Linked DNA regions of Homo sapiens: region 1 is linked to region 2. A link is a loop called in an ENCODE intact Hi-C map of the cell type or tissue named here. Cell type or tissue: dorsolateral prefrontal cortex. All regions are shown on one strand. Each heading gives the region's core, and the rest is flanking DNA. Links, peaks and the distances in the headings are about the cores only.

Region 1 (10,347 bases), core at 1,372-9,371, 61 kb after region 2:
CAACATCTCCTTCTGTTCCCCAGCAAATCCCAGGGAAGTGTGAGTCAGAGTCAATGAAATCACACTGGGAATGAATGGTGGTGTTACACTGTCAGACCCAGAGTTGCGTGTTTCTGCAGATGATTGTTGTACTGGACAACAGAGCAGACAATGAAGATTTTAAAATATATATGTGTTGTCAGTAAAAAGGAGCTAATTAGGATAGCTTTAATTTGGGGTCTGGTCTGAGAGCCAGGAGATCTGGAATTCTGCCATGAATGGGCTTTGTAATCTTGAGCAAGCAACTTAACATTTCTGGGCTTCAATTTTCCCACTTAAAAGTAAGACTGCATGATCTCTAAAGTTTCTTTTGGCAAGATGGTTCTATAATTTTCCTTTAGTTTACCACAAAGAGCCTTGGGCCAGAAAATTCCCTGAAAACTTCTTTTTAACATAAGATAAATCTGATGAATACCACCAATGTAAAAATAAATCATTAATAGGTGCATATGTTATTTGTAGTAGTATTTGTTTCTTAAATGCTAATCTTTGGTAAATTGCTTGATCATTTGGTATGCAACATACTGTAAGTGTATTACATATTGTATTTGTATTTTATATTTGGAAGTGCCACTGAGCGTTACATATGGCTGTTCTGGATTTGTCAATAATATTCCCTGTGCATTCCATATGGGAACAGCTATGCAGTCCTTATATGGTAATATCCCTTTTACTTTATATGGTGCCATTTATGATTTGTATAATTTATTCATATGTGTTTTATAGTCTTGCACTTTCTCAAAATATACCTTTAAGAAGAAAATAATAATTAGAATAGCTCTGTATAATAAAATTCCCGTCTCCCTTCTCTCCCCTCCCCTCCCCTCCCCTCCATTCTCCCCTCCCCTCCATTCTCCCCTCCCCTCCATTCTCCCCTCCCCTCCATTCTCCCCTCCCCTCCCCTCTCCTCTCCCCTCCCCTCCCCTCCTTCCCTCCCTCCCTCCCTTCCTTCCTTCCTTCCTTCCTTCCTTTTCTCTTTCTATAAACTATTAACTGACTCTAAGGAAGATTATTTTCTAGACGAAAATCTGTAATTTATGTTGTTAACTTTCAGGAATGCTTTCAGATAGCAAAATCATATGTATTTAACTTGTATATTATTTAATCTTGGTTAAATATAACTTCAAATTTTGTTTCATATCTTTAAATCTTACATTTTCATAAGGACATGTAATTGTGACTGTAGTTCTTTATATATTTTACATATTAATATCATTTATATTGTGAAGGCTTAAAAAGGGTAAAGATTATACCTGCTAATAATTCACTTTGTTTTGATTCAAACTCGTATGCCTTAATTGAAATGGCATACAGCAAGAAACGCTCCACTTTGTGTAAGAAAGCATCACTTTTTATTGTCATGAATTAGCTATGAAATGGTCTCATTTTCAAAGAGATATGCAGGACATATGCTTGCACATTCTGTTAGCAGTTAGTGATCCAAGTGGAGAAAACATTTCCATGAGAAAAGCAAGTTACATAATGAAAAGAACACTAATAATCCAGAGAAGACTATCAAAAAATTCCGTATCATCCACATGAATGATATGCATTTTGAAATGTTTAAAATAAGAAGTGTTTTCTTTGTTGATGATAATTTGTATTTAGTTAATGTCCTAACAAGATCATCCAGGATATTTTCTTTAGTGAAATCCTCCCCTGCTCAGAAAAGCATGTTTAAGACAAAGAGGCCTTTCTTTGTTGCTGTTGGTTGAAGTGCATACTGCGTGTGCTCTGATGGTACATTCATTTTCCTGACTCATCTGCAGCTTCAAAAAATTGCATGTTTGTTTGGCTGTTTGAAAAAACCTTCCAGTATTTTTTTCTCATGTCTGAAATGGTTCATATTAAAGCTTTCATAATACCCTTCAGTTTCTGTGTTAAATTGATGTTTAAATTGGAAAGAAAGTGGGAACCTTGGCAGTTTAGATAATTCACTTCATCTGGTGGCCAGCTATGTTAACAATCACATCATATGCCAGCACTTAGATGAGATGAAAGGAGCCCCAGGGGCACTGAAGCTACATTTTAGGAGCAGAGGGAAAATACAGTTAGAGTTCTTTGTTTCATCATTTTATTCTATAAAATGGTAAATTATTTTGACCAGAATTTTAAAGTGTTAAAAGAACAATTTAAAGGTTATGTGATGGCTTAGCTGTGAAGCTGAATGCAGATTGTTGATCAGTATGCTGGACAGAAAGTGCTGAGCCCCATGTCAGCAAATGATGTCTTTTATTCTCTGTGTATTGAGTGCTGTGAGGAAATGGTGATATTGTTAGCATATGAATAACATCAAAGCCCTCCACTGGAAGATAAACCTCCATCTTCTGAAATAGAGTGCACAGCCTCTCCTCGTGTATTGAAGTGCCTCCGTTTCTAACAGTGTGTTCTGTCCAACCCCAGAGCAGTTTCATCCAGACAAGTTGATATTCAGCACTGGGTTGCTGGTGCATGACTGCACATTCCATCACTTAGGAGAAAACATTTTCGCATCAAATTGCCTTTCTATATGAAGGGTAGGAAGGCTATTAGCTTGTTTGTTGTTGTTGTTGTTGTTTTTTGTTTTTTTTTTTTTAGATTTTTGGGAGGGGGAAGCAACATTTTCTTTTGAGGTCCTGCAAGATGTTCACGATTTTTATTATTATTTGTCCTAAAAATGAGGGACTGATCTAACCAGTTGATAAGAAAGATAGTGGATAACGTAACTGCCTCTTCATCTCTGAATGCAGACATGACTCTTTTCACTGCTGCTGGATTCTTCAATCAATACTGACATGCTGGCCAGACACAGTTTAAAAATAATGCATTGGTCCCATTCTTCTCTCTGTGAATATCATTTGAGCATGATAAGTAGTTCTCTTCATGCACCTTCCCTTCCTAGCTATCCTGATAAACAAATGCTGCTGATACTCAAAATGGAATTTCAGTTCAGCAGCAGAATTCCTGGGGCTTTTAGGAGCACCATCCACGTCAAATGGGTCCTGGGATGATAAACTGTATGACAGCCCATAGCAGAGCAAGTAATTCCAGATGCCTTGGATGTTTAGCCTATTAGTTCATGGGGACATGTAAGAAATAGTCAGTTTCTATTAATGTTCAATTTATTATTGGCCAAGACGCTTAGGATATGACGCTGCTAGTCATTTTCTGTAACAACTTTATGTATAGAGGAAGTCTTTCCTGAAAGGTACATGGCTGGCACTTCATTTCTGAGCTCATATGTTATGCTGACCAAAAACGTCTGTCAAAACTTAGATCAATGTCATGTGTTATATTTTCATTTTCATTACTCTTGGAATCGTTTTTAAAAAATTCATATTGCCAGCTGTTACATTAACATTCAGTTAAGTTTAGGTTAGCTGAATTCCAGCCAATGGTTTAGAAATAAGCAGGGCATAATGCTGATATGATTGACTTTCAGTTACTCTGTGTGGTTTCTCTTGCATATTTAAAGATATCTGTGTACAAAAGCAAAGAAACAACACATTTGTTTTATAAAGACTGAATGTGTAAGACTGATGGAGAGCTGTTTTGGTGTTATTGTAATAGACTAGCTTTTCTTAGTTTTTGTCTGTAACACAGTATACCAAGTTACTGTTCTCATATTCTCACTGAGTGATATACTTTGAGAATGTGAATCTTGGTTAGTTAAACTTGTTTGATTGCTGGATTCTGGGCTGCTTCCAAATGGGAGGTTGGAATCAAAAGAACAAACACAAAGGTTTCCCGGTCCTGTTAGGAATACCAAGTACTATCTCTAGATTTTCTAATTAGTTTTCAAGACAAATGCTCAGGAAATTACAACAATCGACCTGATTCAGCTCACATTTTAAACCTAGTGGACTTTAATAAGAATTAGCATTCCTACTTTTAGATGATTTTCCACTTTAGGTTTTAGTTTATTTAGTTTTTATATTTTAAGTCCTAGATTCTTTTTTTTTTTGACCCACATATTGATCAGCAAATGTCATTGCTTTAAAGTGGATTTTCCTCTCTGAAGAAGAGGCAGCTTCATTTATATCTATTCAAGAAAAATGAAAAAGACATCTTAATTCAATAATGGATAGGTTCACATGCATGGCAGAGCATAAGAGCCTGCTAGTTACTCTTTAATTATTTTTTAATAATATCCCTTGGTAATAATTTATACATTTTAAAGAACACTTTACACAGAAGTTAGGAGGGCAGAGGTTGGAATGAACCAAATGATTTCACTGATAAAAAGAATAGTCTTATTTAATGATGTCAGAGTTGGATGAACTGATGGTTTTATATGTCAGAGATTTCAAAGCATCTAAATTACTCTTGAGTTATTGCCAGCTATCCTGACTGTTTGGGATAACTATGAAACATCACACACAATCATTAATATCCAAGCTGGCAAAAAAGATGATTAAAGAGGCCTATAGATATAAGAAATATCATACTAGCAGAATTAAAAAAAATCAACTTGTCAAGTATTATTTTGAGACTAAATAGAGTATGAAAAACTTTTTGCCAGTGCAGTTTAAAACAACTTATTCTGTGAATAATGATTGAATAAGGTCATATATCTGTCCTAGAATCAGGACCTTGCTTGCCAGAGAGTCTGGTGACTAAATATGTTTCATTCTGGAATATTAGTAATAATCCCAACTCCCCAAACCCACCCTTCCAGGTTATAGTGGAATAGTAATTTCTAAGGCAACTTCAAAGTATATTTTTACTTAAAAGTCTGCTGAGTTATTTCTAGTTCTAAGTATTTTCCTTCTATTCCTATGAAACATTATCTAGCAAGTACTTAAAAATAATTTTATTTCAAAACGAGATGGCAGCCTTTCGGGTGGTATACTATAATTCTTCAGGAGCAGCTGTTTTATTTATCTTGGTCTTTTAAAAATTAGATGGATATATTTTTTCTTTTTTAGAATTGTATGTTATTTGGTCAAATGAATTATTTGGAGGAGTTAGTGATCAGGAAATGAGTACACATATATCTCTGTACTCTTATATAAGTAAATTAAAAATATTTTTAATTATTATGGACACACAATGGTTGTTATATTACATATTTATGTGGTACATGTGATGTTTTGACACAGGCATGCAATGTGTAATGATCAAATCAGGGCAATTGGGCTGTCCATCACCTCAAGCATTTATCATTTCTTTGTATTAGGAAGATTCCACTTCAACTCTTCTAGTTATTGTGTAATATACAATAAATTAGAGTTAACTATAGTTGCCCTGCTGTCTTACTGAACATTGGATCTTGTTCCTTTTGTCTAACTGTATTTTGGTACCCACTAATCATTTTCACTTTTTCTTCTCCTACCTACTACCCTTCCCAATGTTTGGTAACCTTCCTTCTACTCTTTATCTCTACGAGTTCAAGTTTTTTTAATCTATTTTTTATTTTTTAGTTCCCACTTAGAGTGAGAACGTGTGACATTTATCTTTTTGTGCCTGGCTTATTTCACTTAACATAATGTCCTTCAGTTCCATCCATGTTGTTGCAAATGTCAGGATTTCATTTTTTTTTTATGGCTGGATAATATTCCGTTGTGTGTATATACCACATTTTCTTTATTCATCTGATAATAGACACTTAGGTTGATTCCATATGTTGGATATTGTAAATACTGCTGCAATCAACATGGGACAGCACATGTCACTTTAATATACCGATTTCCTTTCTTTTGGATATATACCCAGCAGTGGGATTGCAGGATCATATGGTAGTTTGATTTTAAGTTTTTTTTGAGAAACCTCCATACTCGTTTTCATAGTCGCTATACTAATTTACATTTCTACCAACAGAGTATGAGAGTTCCCCTTTCTTCACATCCTTGCCCGCATTCATGATTGCCTGTCTTTTGTATAAAAGCCATTTTGACTGGGGTGAGGTGATATCTCATTGTTTTAATTTGCATGTCTGTGACGCTTAGTGATGTTAAGCATTTTAAAATATACCTGTTGGATATTTGTATGTCTTCTTTTGAGAAATGTTTGTTCAGATCTTTTGCCCATTTAAAAATTGGATTGTTTGTTTATTTTCTGTTAAGCTGTTTCAGCTCCTTATATGCTCTGGTTATTAATCCCTTGTCAGATGCATAGTTTGCAAATATTTTCTCCCATTCTGTTGTTTGTCTCTTGTTGATTTCTTCTTTTCTGTGCAGAAGCTTTTTAGCTTGATGTGATCCTATTTGTTAATTTTTGCTTTGGTTGCCTACACTTTTGAGGTCTTTCTCAAAAAATTTTTGCCCAGACCAAAGTCTTGGAGTGTTTCTTCAAGATTTTTGTCTAATATTAATAATTTCATAGTTTTAGATCTTAGATTTAAGTCAGATTTAAGTCTTCAAACTGTTTTTACTTTTTCTTTGTATATGGTGAGAGATAAAGGTCTAGTTTCATTCTTTTACATATGAATATCCAGTTTTCCAGCACCATTTATTGAAGACACTGTCCTTTCAGCAATGTATATTCTTGGCACCTTTGTCAAAAATGAGTTGACTGTAAAGTTCCATTGGTCTATGTGTCTGTTTTTTATGCCAGTACCATGCTGTTTTGGTTACTATAGCTTTGTAGTACAATTTGAAGGCAAGTAGTATAATGTGATGCCTCTAGGGTTTTTTGTTTGTTTGTGTGTTTTTTGCTCTGAATTGCTTTGTTTATTCTGGGTCCTGTGTTCTACATAAATTTTATAATTTTTTTTCTATTTCGTGAAGAATGTCATTGATATTTTGATAGGGATTGCATTGAATCATATAATCTGTAGATTGCTTTGTGTAGAATAGACATTTTAACAATATTGATTCTCTAATCTATGAACATAGAATATCTTTTCATATTTTTGTGTCCTCTTCAATTTCTATCAAGGTTAAATTTCAGGGTTCAAAATTTTGAGTGTCAGTGTTTACGATTTTCATCATAGATATATTTTACTCCTTAGATTAAGTTTATTCATAGTTATTTTATAGTATTTGTAGCTATTGTAAATGATATTACTTTCTCGATTTCTTTTTCAAATTGTCTGCTGTTGGTATATAGAAATGCTATTGATTTTTGTATGTTGATTTTGTGTCCTGCAACTTTACTGAATTTGTTTATCAGCCTAATAGTTTTTTGGTGAAGTCTTTAGGGTTTTCTAAATATAAGATCATATGATCTGCAAACAGCACTAATTTGACTTCTTCCTTTCCAATTTGGATGCCCTTTATTTCTTTTTCTTGTCTCATTGCTCTGGCTAGGACTTCTAGCACTATGTTGAATAAAAATGGTAATAGGGGGCATGGTTGTATTGTTCCAGATCTTAGAGGAAAGGCTTTCAGTTTTACCCCACTCAGTATAATACTAGCTGTAGATATGTTGTGTATGGTTTTTATCACATTGAGATATGTTTCTTCCATACCCCTCTCCATTAGCTGCAGACGGACCTGTCTTTGGTTCCTGGCACCCGCTCTTATTAACTGCACCTACGTTCAATATTCTGGCTGAGCATAATACTATAAGGTGTTAATTAATTCATGCTTGTAGGACATAATAACAATTAATGGATAAACTTGCAACCGCTCCCTATACCAGACCTTAGAATAAAATTCCGCAAGGCCCCCCTCACCCATTTCTGACCTCACCAACCCAGGAAAAAGGCACCCTTGCCAAACCCCAAAAACAAAAAAGTCTTAATCCAATTCAGCCAGAGCCTGAATATTTATATTTTAGCTATGGGTATTCTCAACAGCTACCCCTCAACTAATGCATTTTTTTTAAGAAACTCCACCCCATCACCCTCCCAAATCTAATTCTATTTTTATAGTGACTTCATCTGATGCATATATTCATCCGCTACTAAGCCCATAACCTAAATTGATGCACCCCCAAAAGCATCACCTATCCCCCTCCCCACTCCCCCAACCACTCACAGTACTGACAACTACCCCACCAACTCCTGCTAACTCCACTTTAAACCCCTAAGCTGTAAAACTGTGAATAATATTTGTCTCTTCTAGGCTCCAATTTTTCACTTAATGTATATACAGTTTATGTAGCTTAATTATTAAAAGCAAGACACTGAAAATGTCTAGACGGACTTATTACCCCATAAACAGATAGGTTTGGTTCTGGCCTTTCTGTTAACTCTTAGTAAGATTACACATGCAAGTATCACCATCCTAGTGAAAATACCCTCTAAATCATTATGATCAAAAGGAGTAAGAATCAAGCACAGACAAATGCAGCTCAAAACACTTTGCTCGGCCACACCCCCACAGGAAGCAGCAGTGATAAACCTTTAGCAATAAACGAAAGTTTAACTAAACTATACTAACACCCAGCGTTGGTTAATTTCATGCCAGCCACCGCAGCCATACGATTAACCCAAGCTAATAGAACCCAGCTTAAAGAGTGTTTTAGATCTGTTCTCAATAAAGCTAAGCTTCATCTAAGTTGTAAAAAACCCTAGCTGAAATAAAATAAACTACGAAGGTGAATTTAATATTTCTGAGGACACAATAGCTAAGACCCAAACTGGGATTAGATACCCCACTATGCTTAGCCCTAAACTCCAATAGTTAAATCAACAAAACTATTCACCAGAACACTACAAGCAATAGCTTAAAACTCAAAGGACTTGGCGGTGCTTTATATCCCTCTAGAGGAGCCTGTTCTATATATTGATAAACTCCAATTTACCTCACCACCTCTTGCTCAGCCTATATACTTCCATCTTCAGCAAACCCTAGTAAGGCTGCAAAGTAAGCACAAATATCTACGTAAAAACGTTAGGTCAAGTTGTAGCCCACGAGGTGTGGTAAGAAATGGGCTATATTTTCTACTCCTAGAAAATCTCATAACAACCCTTATGAAACCTAAGGGCCCAAGGAGGATTTAGCAGTAAATTAGGAGCAGAGTGCTTAATTGAATAAGGCCATAAAGCATGCACACACTGCCTGTCACCCTCCTCAAGTATACTTTAAGGACAAGCTTAACTAAACCTCCTACTAAACCCCCAGTTTGAGAATTTTTATTGTGAAAAGATATTACATTGTGTTGAATGCTTTTTTGGCATCTCTCGAAATAATCACACAGTTTTTGTCCTTCATTCTGTTAATAAGATGTATCACATTTATTGATTTGTGTATATTGAACCATCCTTGCATCCCTGGGATAAATCCTACTTGATCATGATGAATGATCTTTATAATGTGTTGTTGAATTCAGTTTCCAGTATTTTTTTATTTTTTATTTTTTTGAGATGGAGTTTTGCTCTTGTTGCCCAGGCTGGAGTGCAATGGCGTGATCTCAGCTTACCATAACCTCTGCCTCCTGGGTTCAAGTGATTCTCCTGCCTCAGCCTCCTGAGTAGCTAGGATTACAGGCATGTGCCACCACGCCTGGCTAATTTAGTCTTTTTAGCAGAGATGGCGTTTCTCCATGTTGGTCAGGCTGGACTCAAACTCCTGACCTCAGATGATCCATCCACCTTGGCTTCCCAAAGTGCTGGGATTACAGGCATAAGCCACTGTGCCCGGTCAGTTTCTAGTATTTTTTGAATATTTTTACATCTATGTTCATCAGGGGTATTGGCCTGTAGTTGTGTGTGTGTGTGTGTGTGTGTGTGTGTGTGTGTCTGTCTTTGTCTAGTTTTGGTATCAGAGTGACACTGGCCTTGTAGAATGAGTTTGGAAGTATCACCTCCTCCTTGACTTTTTCAAATAGTTTCAATCGGATTGATACTAGTTCTTCTTTAAATGTTTGGTAGAATTCAGAAGTAAGGCCATCAGGTCCTGGGCTTTACTTTCATGAGAGACATTTTATTACTACCTCTATCTCATTACTTGTTGCTGGTCTGTTCATGGTTCAATCTTGTTAGGTTGTGTGTGTCTAGGAATGTATCCATTATCTCTAGATTTTCCAATTTATTGCCATATAGTTCCTCACTATACTCTCTAGTGATCCTTTGAATTTCGGTAGTGTCAGTTTTAATGTTTCCTTTTGCATCTCTGATTTTATTTGGGTCTTTTCTTCTTTTTTCTTAGTCTGGCTAAAGGTTTGTTGACTTTGCTTATCTTTTCAAAATTAATCTTTTGTTTGGTTGTTTTTTTTTGTATATTTTAAGCCTCTATTTCCTTTAGTTCTGCTCTTATCTTTCTTTCTTTCCTACTAATTATGGATTTGGTTTGCTCTTACTTTTCTAGTTTTTTAAGATGCATCTGTAGGTTTTTATTTGAAGTTTTTCCACTATAATGTTGTGGGCATTTGTTGCTGTAAACTTCTCTCTTAGTATTGCTTTTGTTATATCCTACAGGTTTTAGTATATTGTATTTACAT
Region 2 (10,218 bases), core at 2,219-10,218:
ATTTGTATCAATTTATACTTTCACCAGCAGTATATGCGAGCTTCTGTTGATTCACAGGAATACCTGATGTTGATGTCAGTCTTAATTCCAGCTATTTCATTCAGTGTGTAATGGTATCAAATTGTGATTTTTAATTTGCATTTCTCTAATTACTTATAAGGTTGAGTAACATTTTGCCTGTTTATTGCAATTTTTAATTTTAATATTCTTTTCTAAAATGTCTGTTCAAATCTTTCAGTCATTTTTAATTTGGTCATTTGTCTTTTTCTTATTGATCTGTTGGAGTTCTGGAATGGTGAGTCAGTGCCACAGATTTCCCTGCTGGTTTCACTGTGGTTGGTTTCATGCTCTCCTCTGGTGCAGTAACCTCTTAACTTTTTTCTGTATTTCTCACAAAGGGGTATAGTCTGTGTACTCTGGTTGAGTCAGTGTCTCCCTGGGGGAAAGGAGGTTCTGGGGCTTCCTATTCTACCATCTTGCTCTGGACTCTATTCTGTTACATTGGTTTGTCTATTTTTACACCAATATATCACTGCCTTGATTAATGTGGTTTTATATCCATTAGTGGAAGTTTCCCAATATGTTTTTCTCTCTGATTATTCTGGGTGTGTCTGTGATCCAGTGTGTTTTTCTTCAAGAGGTCTTAGCTATAACAATCATTTTTATTTCTGTATAACATTTAAATTAGCCAGTTTCCACAAACATGCTTGCTGGGATTTTGTTTGGAATTTCATTGACTCTATAGATCAACTACAAAAATGAACATCTTTGCATATTGATTCATAACTCATGAACGTATTACATCTCATTATTTACTTAGGGTTTCTGTATTTCTCTAAGTAATATTTTGTAGACTTTTTAATTTTGTCAGATTTTTTCCAAGCTGTTAGTTTTTTTAATGTTATTATAAAATTTCTTTAAATTTAAGTTTTGTTTGTTGCTAGTATACAGACATAAAACAGATTTGGGATATTGTAATTGCTCTGAATTCGTGTATCAATTGTAATATTAATTTGTAGATATTTTGGGACTTTTTTACATACCTAAATATCATGTCATCTGGAAAAAATGATCATTTTAGTTTTTCCTCCAATCTTTTTCTTATTTTTGTCTTGCCTTGCCCTATTGCAATAGCTAGGACTCTGATGATGAGAAGTGGTGAAAGCAGATATCCATATCTTGTCCTCATTCTCAGAGGTAAAGCTTTCAATATTTTACCATTCACCATGATGTTTGCAATAGGATTCACGGATACTTTTACACAATAAGCTGTTCCCATATATTTCTAGCATGATAGCAATTTTTATCATGAATAAATGATTAATTTAATAAAATCATTTTCCTGCATCTACTGAGATGATTATATGATTTTTCTAATTTAATCTTCGATGGAGTGAATTACACTGATTTTCAAATGTTAAATCAGCCTTATATTACTAGAAGAAACCCAATTAGATCTTGATATATTATCTGTTTCATATATCTTTGCACTTTGTTAATATTTATATAGGATTTTTACTCTTGAATCTTTACCTTAGGGTCTATTTCTGGGGAAACCTACTATAAGACAGAAGTGTATAATTTAGGATGAATTCAGCATCAAATCACAAAAAAACTTAGCCATGCTTAAACAAATAGTGATTACTTTTCTTACACATAAAAACTACAGTGCTTAAAACTGATAGAATTGATTTACTTGTTTAATGATACTATCAGAAACCTAGTTTCTTTTTAACCATTTTTTCTCTATCTTTTTTATTTTTGCATTTTTTTCATAATGGTTGATACTGCATATTGTGACTTAGAGCCTCACAATCTCAAACTAGAGTTCTAGGAAAGGAAGAGGCCGCGGTAGGGCTTTTCCCAAGTGCGGTTATTTATAAAGGAAGGGAAGCTCCAGAATACATGTCCTTGGCTAGAACTAGGTCACATGCAGATTCCCAGAGCAATCACCGGCAGAAGAGTGTGGAATTCCTATGACTGAGATTAAACCAATCCTGATTCATCTTCTATGGTCAGAGAATGGCCTACTCTCACCCTGAAATCAAGGAATCTATTCCTGCTACAAAGTCTGTATTCTATAGCCTGGGAAAAATTAGGGGGATCATAACTGCTCCCAATAGTTCAAGAAAGACTGCTTTTGTATGGCCCTCACTTACGAATATAGATGTAAAAATTTTTACCCAAATGTTAGCAAGCTGAATCCAGAAAGTAAAAATAATTATGATGTAGTTGGATTTATCTCAGAAAAATGTCAGTTAATTCAGAAACTGAAGGCTACTACAAGGCCATAGAAATGTAACAGAACTAAATGCTCTAAAACAAGCCCATGCTTACATGGGAACCTGATATCTGATAGAAGGGGGCCTAATGGAAAAGGATTGTTTTTTAATCAATTGATATTGGAAAAACTGGCCATTACACAGAAAAAAAAGTTAGTTTTCAAATTTATAATTTAAATTGACTACAGGCTTATGTATGAAAGGTAAAACTATGAAGTGAAGAAAAATAAATCAGAAAACACCTTTGTAATTTTGAATTGCGGAAGACTTAGTATATAAAAGCCCAAAGGTATGTCATAAGATACAAAACAATGAACTTGTCTGGGCGCGGTGGCTCACACCTGTAATCCCAGCACTTTGGGCGGCTGAGGTGGGTGGATCACCTGAGGTCAGGAGTTTGAGACCAGCTTGGCCAATGTGGCGAAACTCCGTCTCTACTAAAAATACAAAAATTAGCTAGGTGTGGTGGCAAGTGCCTGTAATCCTAGCTACTTGGGAGGCTGAAGCAGGAGAATCATTTGAACCTGGGAGGCAGAGGTTGCAATGAACCAAAACAAAAAAAAACTAAAAAAAAATGAACTTGACCACATAAAAAATTATACATTTCTGTTTAATAAAGGGCACCATTAATAAAGTCAACCAACAAGGAACAGATTGAGAGAAATTATTCTTATTTAAAAAATAGAGACAGGGTCTCGCTTTGTTGCTGAGGCTGGCCTTGAACTTTTGGCCTCAAGAAATTCTCCTACCTTTGCCTTGGCTTCCCAAAGTGCTGGGATCAGAGGCCTGAGCAAGCATGCCTGGTGAGGAGGAATTATTTGAGAAGTCAAAAACTGAGAAGAGATTGATAACTAGAATACAAAAAATCCCCCTAAGCCCACAAAACCTTAGAAAAAAATAGGGAACCAATACAGAAACATGTGAAGCAGAGACTACAGACTCAAAGGGCTAATTTGGAGAGTAATCTGGAGATATTTAGTTTAGTTGTTTTAGTTTAGTTTAGTATACACAGGTCTCCTGCTCATCCTGTGGAATTTGTGTTCTGGTCCTTAAGGAGGCATGTGTATTTGATTAAGCATTATTTGTACAACAGGGCATTGTAGACAACCTATGCAACTGTATCTAGGGAACCAGATGGGTGAAAAATATTGGGGATGCTCACAGAGGAAACAAAACTCTATCTCTATTAGAAATAGAGTTATGTGGATGAATCTTTCAAACATAATGTTCAGAGGAAAAAGTAAGGTAACAAGTTCTATAACATCATTTACTTGGGCAAATTTAAAACATAAACACACAACAAAATAGTACCATATTTGAAATATACCTACATATCCAGGAAAAATGCGAAACACAATAGTTATTTCCTACAGGTCTAGGAAGAGATTGGCAGTGCAGATTGAGGCAAAAGGAAGAAAAATAGAAGCAAAAGAGGATGCTTATATGAATAATTAATGACTGTGTTATAAACTTGGGAGTATGAGCAACTCAGTTCTCTGCATTTTAGGTTATGTATTTATTAGTGAGGTCCTATCGTGATTTTAGCTTGCATATTAACCCCCAGGTTAAACATGGCCACTATTTAAAATATTTGTTTCTAAAACATAAAGTTTAAGGGAGAGATTTTCCTGTAATTATTTAATTTGTAGAAGCCACTACATACCAATCTGTGACCTAAAGCCACTGTAAATAAATGAATATTTTCCTCCAAAATCATGCTTTGCATTACTCAGAGGAATATCTTGTCTCTTTCCATTCTATCTCCAAAGGCTTCAGTTTCTGGAAAACTACAATCTACTTCATCTGTAATTTACTCTGTTAATTTAAGTTCCATTTTACTCTCTACTTTCTCCTTCTTGTCAACAACAAATGTCAACATTTAAAAACTCTTCTGGTATATTAGTCAGGGTTCTCCAGATAATCAGTGTGTGCGTGTATGTGTATATGTTATTGGTATATATATGTTTATTCTATGTTTTATATATATAATCTAGAAAGAGATTTATGATAAAGTATAGGCACATGATTATGGAGCCTGATAAGTCCCATGATGTGGTGTCTGTAAGCTGGAGACCCAGGAAGGCCAGTGTTGTAGCCTGAAGGCCTGAGAGCTGGAGAGCCAATGGTGTAGATTCCAAGTCTGAGTCTGAAAACCTGAGAACCGGGGGCACTGAGGATGGAAGACTGATGTTCCAACTCAAGCAATAAGGCAGAGGGAGGGCAAATACAACTTTTCTCCACCTTTTTGTTCTATTTAGGCCCTCAGCAGACTGAATGATGCCACCCACACTGGGGAGTGGCTATCTACCTTACTCAGTCCATCAATTAAAATGCGAATCTTTTCCAGAAACATCTTTACAGACACTTCCAGAAACATCTTTACAGACACATCCAGAAATAATGTTGAATCAGATATCTAAGCATCTATCTGGTGGCCCAGTCAAGTTGCCACATAAAATTAACTGTCAAGTGAGCTGATGATCAGGTTTTCACTATTTTTTTTTTTTCCATTTCTCATGAGAGTGAAGTTAGTGAGGCAGTTTGGAAGAACTACACCTTGGTTTGAATATATTTCATAACTGAAGATTTGAATGAATTTAAATCCACTTTCTATAAAGTGAATGCAGTGAATCTTAAATTCACAATCTTGAGTGAATTTAAGCCATGACTCAAAAGTGGCAACACTTCATTCACTTTATAGAAAGTTTTGAAATTCATTCTGAGGTATAGGAGTGAGAAAACTTTTCATGTAAACACTCCTTTTAAATTACTAGAGAAATTGTCCAGTCCTTTATATCAGCCAAATTTATTCCTTTGCTGATGAAATCTTGATTTTGTGTTTATTTCTTGCTTATTATGATATAAAACATACATGTTGTTTTATTAACCATGGATAAGTTTGCCTGACCGCAGAAGTTCACTAAGATTCTAATGACGGTGGGATCAATTAATTGATTAGGACATTGCTACTGAAAATGTTGTCTGAGTAAAGAGCATCACCTGGGAGCTTTTCAGACATGCAGAAACTCAAGCCCAATCGTAGACCTAAAGAATCAAAACCTGCATTACAACAAGATCTTTAGGTGATTCTTATGCATGTTAAAGTTAGAGAAGCACCAAGAATCCACACTGGGAACCCTGGTATCCGGACAGCAATGCCAGATTCAAGAAAAGCTGCTTTAAAAAATATTATTATTATTATTATTTTTGAGATGGAGTCTCACTGCGACGCCCAGGCTGGAGTGCAATGGTGCAATCTCGGCTCACTGCAACCTCTGCTTCCCGGGTTCAAGCGATCCTCCTGCCTCAGCCTCCCAAGTAGCTGAGATTACAGGTGACTGCCACCACGCCCGGCTAATTTTTGTATTTTTAGTAGAGACAGGGTTTCACCATATTGGTCAGGCTGGTCTCGAACTCCTGACCTCAAGCGATGTACCAGCCTCAGCCTCCGAAAGTACTGGGATTACAGGCATGAGCCACCGTGCCTGGCTTTATTATTATTTTTTGAGACACAATCTTGCTCTGTCACCAGGCTGGAGTGCAGTGGTGTGGTCATGGCTCACTGCTGCCTTGATCTCCCCAGCTTGAACAATTCTCCCATCTCAGCCTCATGGGTAGCTGGGAATACAGGCATGTGTCAAAATGCCCAGCTAATTTATTTTATTTTTTTTGTAGAATTGGAGTCTCATTATGTTGCCCAGGCTGGTCTCTAGTTCTTGGGCTCAAGCGGTCTTCCTGTCTTGGCCTCCCAAATGGTTGAGATTACAGGCATGAGCCACTGGGCCTGGCTAAAAAGCTTGCTTTTAAATTAAATCTATTTTTACATGGTTATCCTTGAGTTCCTGATTAATTCTACCATTTATTCATTCATCTATTCAATAAGTATTTAGCGAGTGCTTATTATATTTTGGGCTCCATAATGGGTGTATACAAAAGCAAACAGGACATGCTAAGAATTGCTGTGTTTTGAATACAAAAATAGATGCAGAAAGAAGCACATAAGCTGGAGTGAAATATGCTGCTGATCCTCTGGGAAAAGTTCCCAGCTCAGCAGTCTGACAATGACAGCACGAGTTATGAAGACAACCATCCAGAACATGTTCAGTGACTGCACCCTGCAAGCTCTCAGCAAAGTAAGCAGGCACTGCTTGGCTGGGGTAGCTCGGTTTCTGGGCTCCCAGTTGGGCCTGGGTTGGCTCCAGCTCTCCAACTCAGAACTGACAGCTGGCACCCACACCCTCCTCCTCAGCTTCCGGGATGGCCTGATGGGCAAAGAGAAAGAGAATGGAATCTGGATGACAGGGCTGGGCAGAGCGAGTCCAGAATGCTATAAGCCTGTTTGGTCTGTTACAAGTGCTGTGAGCAAAGGAGGACTGCAATTTTGAACATTGCAAAACAATGCATCCAGGCTTAGTCCCAAGGGATGGCAGAACAAGGAAATGCCATAGGCAAGTTATTTTATGTTAAATCTTATGCCACACTAAAATTATGTTACATTAGAATTTTAAAAATAATGTAAACATTGATTTTATAATTCTTTCTTGAAGTCTTAGAGATGAAGAATATCTGACAGCCGGTCCTTTTCTTTTGGTAAATTAATGACAGAATAAGTGATTTGAATCCCAGAAGAGGATATGGGTCACGTCTAATATATAGCAACAACCATCTATTCCATGTCCAAACACCTTGATTTTTGTTCTTAGTCTTTATTTTCATGAAGTTGGAAATATTGTTAAGAAAAAGGCAAGGAAAGCAAACTCTAGTTATGGGAAGAAAATCTCAGCTTTGGGGAGACGCATTTTCTTCTTCCCTTCCTACCCACAGTGCAAAGTGCGGTCATTACTATCTGTCTCTGTAGTATCTATCAAATGGATGAGGAAGAAAGAAAACATCTGAAGTGACTGATTAGTCATTGGGAATAATTTGTGCAACTGCTTGGCTATAGATATGACTTTATCATATCTTTATCATATAGATAATTTTGTTCATCCTTGGGCAAGTTGTTTAATAGTTGTGAGACTGAGTTTCCTTACCTGTGAAATGAAGATAATTAGACTATACCAAGATGACATAATATTCATTATATTTAATTAGAGCTGTGACTGGCACATGGTAAACACTAATAAATTCTATCTGTGAGAGTAGGGTCAAAATTTACACATAACGATTGATGTGTGTTTTTTTAAAGTAATTTTATTTTCTTTAATTGTAATTTTTTATAATTCCATTTTGTCCTCTACTCTCCCAGTCACTGTCTTGACCAGACAACTTATTCTTTTTTTGTAATTCCAGTATTTTCAGTCCAATCAGTGCCTTTTCAGTGAAATTAAAATATTATTACAATCGTAGTCTGATTTCTATCTCAGCTACTTTTGCATACATTCTCAGTCTTCTGTATTTTCTTTATGCCTCTCTTGTGTCCTTTTTCTACCACTCGGGAGTAGTCTATTTTCACAGGACAGCTTATGTATTATTCATCTGTTCTTGTCCTGCTTGGACTTAGGCATCAGTCTGTCACTCTGTTACCTGCAGTGATGTTCCGTGGTGTACCTGTTCCCTGAACATCCTGCGCTGGTATCCACCGAGGTGTGGTGCATGTTGGCAATTGGCTTTTGCCTCTAATTGCAAAAGCTCTGAACTTTGCAGCTACCTCCTCCTGACCTCATATATCTACCTGTTCACACCTCCCATAATATTTCTGCCCCCTCTAGTTGTTGTTGAAGGTGGGATACTAAGAATTCTTGATTGTTCTTTATATATAATTCTGGAGTGGAACCCTACATAGTTGTCTTGACACTCATCTGCCCTCAGCTATCACTTACTCCATCTCTCTCATGTTGAATACAGCATCACGTTAAATGTGGGAATTTTCTTATTTTATTTTATTTTATTTTACTTTAAGTTCTGGGATACATGTACAGAACGTGCAGGTTTGTTACAAAGATATGCGTGTGCCATGGTGGTTTGCTGCATCCATCAACCCATCATCTAGGCTTTAAGCCCTGCATGCATTAGGCATTTGTCCTAATGGTCTCCCTCCCCCTGCCCTCACCTCCCTGACAGGCCCCGGTGTGTGATATTCCCCTTCCTGTGTCCACGTGTTCTCACTGTTCATCTCCCACTTATGAGTGAGAACATGCAGTGTTTGGTTTTCTGTTCCTGTGTCAGTTTGCTGAGAATGATGGCTTCCAGCTTCACCCATATCCCTTCAAAGGACATGATATCATTCCTTTTTTATGGCTGCATAGTATTCCACAGTGTATATGTGCCATATTTTCTTTATCCAGTCCATCATTGATGGGCATTTGGGTTGGTTCCAAGTCTTTGATATTGTAAATAGTGCTGCAATAAACATACGTGTGCAAGTGTCTTTATAGTAGAATGATTTATAATCCTTTGGGTATATACCCAGTAATGGGACTGCTGGGTCAAATGGTATTTCTGGTTCTAGGTCCTTGAGGAATTGCCACACTATCTTCCACAATGGTTGAACTAATTTACACTCCCACCAACAGTGTAAAAGCATTCCTATTTCTCCATATCCTCACCAGCATCTGTTGTTTCCTGACTTTTTAATAATCACTATTCCAACTGGTGTGAGATGGTATCTCATTGTGGTTGTGATTTGCATTTCTCTAATGACCAGTGATGATGTGAGCCTTTTTTCTTGTGTTTCTGGGCCGCATAAATGTTTTCTTTTGAGAAGTGTCTGTTCATATCCACAGATGTGAGACTTTTCTAAAAGGGTTGCTGTCTGCCTAGGTTAGGAGAGAAGGGCACTAGCCTTACTATTTAGCAATTCAGGCCTCAGCTATCTGGCTGTCTCTCCCTCCACAAGTTTTTATTTTTCCTTCTGAGCTGTGAGTCAGGAACCTTGAGTCTGGATATTTTCTCTCTTGCCTTCTGCTCAGTCCTCCTCTTCTGGCCCCAGGAAAGGCTTACTGGGTCCAGTGTGGCACCATACTAAGGACTCGACCCTGGGTCCTTGATTATTACTGCAACAGAGAAATTAATATCTTCCATGGCTGTGCTCATCAACAGAAAGAAGCAGCACAAGCCGAGGCTCTGCCTCTGGCCTTCCAAATCACATGTGGGTGTGTCTACTTGGTAGAGACTGGGTCATGGAAGGAGCCCAAGCTATGCCAGTGCCTGGGAGCCCTAAGCTTTCCTGCCCTAATTGTCAGTGGAGTATATTCCAAAAGAGTTGGGCTGGAGTTGTAAGACAAACTCTACAATTGTTGCCACAGGGAGGAAAGTTAAAACATCTGTATATGCAGCATGGTTGGATAGAATTCTTATTGGAGGTTGAGGATGCAAGAAAGAGTAAGGTTTTAGAAAGCAGCTGCTATTTGCTCTCCTTTTAGTTTTTTTTTTTTTTTCTAAAAGGTGGCACTAATTAAATATTCATGAATATAACTTCTCCTTTGGACTACAGCAGGAGCAAATCTTACCCAAATTCAAATAGTGGAGATGACCTGGACCCTAATGAATAACTTTTACATTTATTTGCCTCAAACAGATGTTGATTAAGCAAAGTTTGATTCCACAAACATTTATGGTACATGTATTTAAGGCTCTCTGGTTGGTAATGAGAGGCTTTACGTTTCTTCAATTATTCTTATAAGGCCACTAGATTCTGCAGTCAGATAAGAAACTTATGGGAAAGAAACTATTATCAAAATTGCAGAGATGAGGAGGAAAAAAATAATACTCTAAGCAAATAGCATGTGTATAAGAGCTAACATAAGGGATTTGGCACGTTAGAGAGCAGGCAATGCTGCCATTCCAAGTTTCCATTGTTGTGCTTGTTGTGCTGTGTGAACTCCATGGTGATATCTCTTGAAGTCATCCCCACAATGACCCACAGCAGAAAGAGGAAATCTTTTCATTCTCTAGCATCTGACTCATGAAACTGAAATGTTATTGCCTTATTTGT

Evidence for each region. Hi-C counts contacts between places; a loop is a spot of excess contacts. Peaks named below come from ENCODE experiments on the same cell type or tissue, not always from the same donor. Only the 100,000 strongest peaks of a DNase experiment are listed, where the experiment ranks them.
Region 1: it touches region 2 in a loop (3-fold over the local background); 6 of 110 quality-filtered maps call a loop at or near these places.

Annotation. Positions count from the first base shown.
Region 1 is chr5:123,752,749-123,763,095 of GRCh38, forward strand. No RefSeq gene overlaps it. Among named protein-coding and RNA genes, the nearest start is that of CSNK1G3, 250 kb to the left of the region's middle. In dorsolateral prefrontal cortex, for the core only: no CTCF peak of the experiment used is centred there; no DNase peak of the experiment used is centred there; H3K27ac peaks cover 3,392 bases.
Region 2 is chr5:123,690,642-123,700,859 of GRCh38, forward strand. No RefSeq gene overlaps it. Among named protein-coding and RNA genes, the nearest start is that of CSNK1G3, 180 kb to the left of the region's middle. In dorsolateral prefrontal cortex, for the core only: CTCF peaks have their summits at 6,371 and 6,573; a DNase peak (open chromatin) is centred at 6,460; H3K4me3 peaks cover 713 bases; H3K27ac peaks cover 1,764 bases.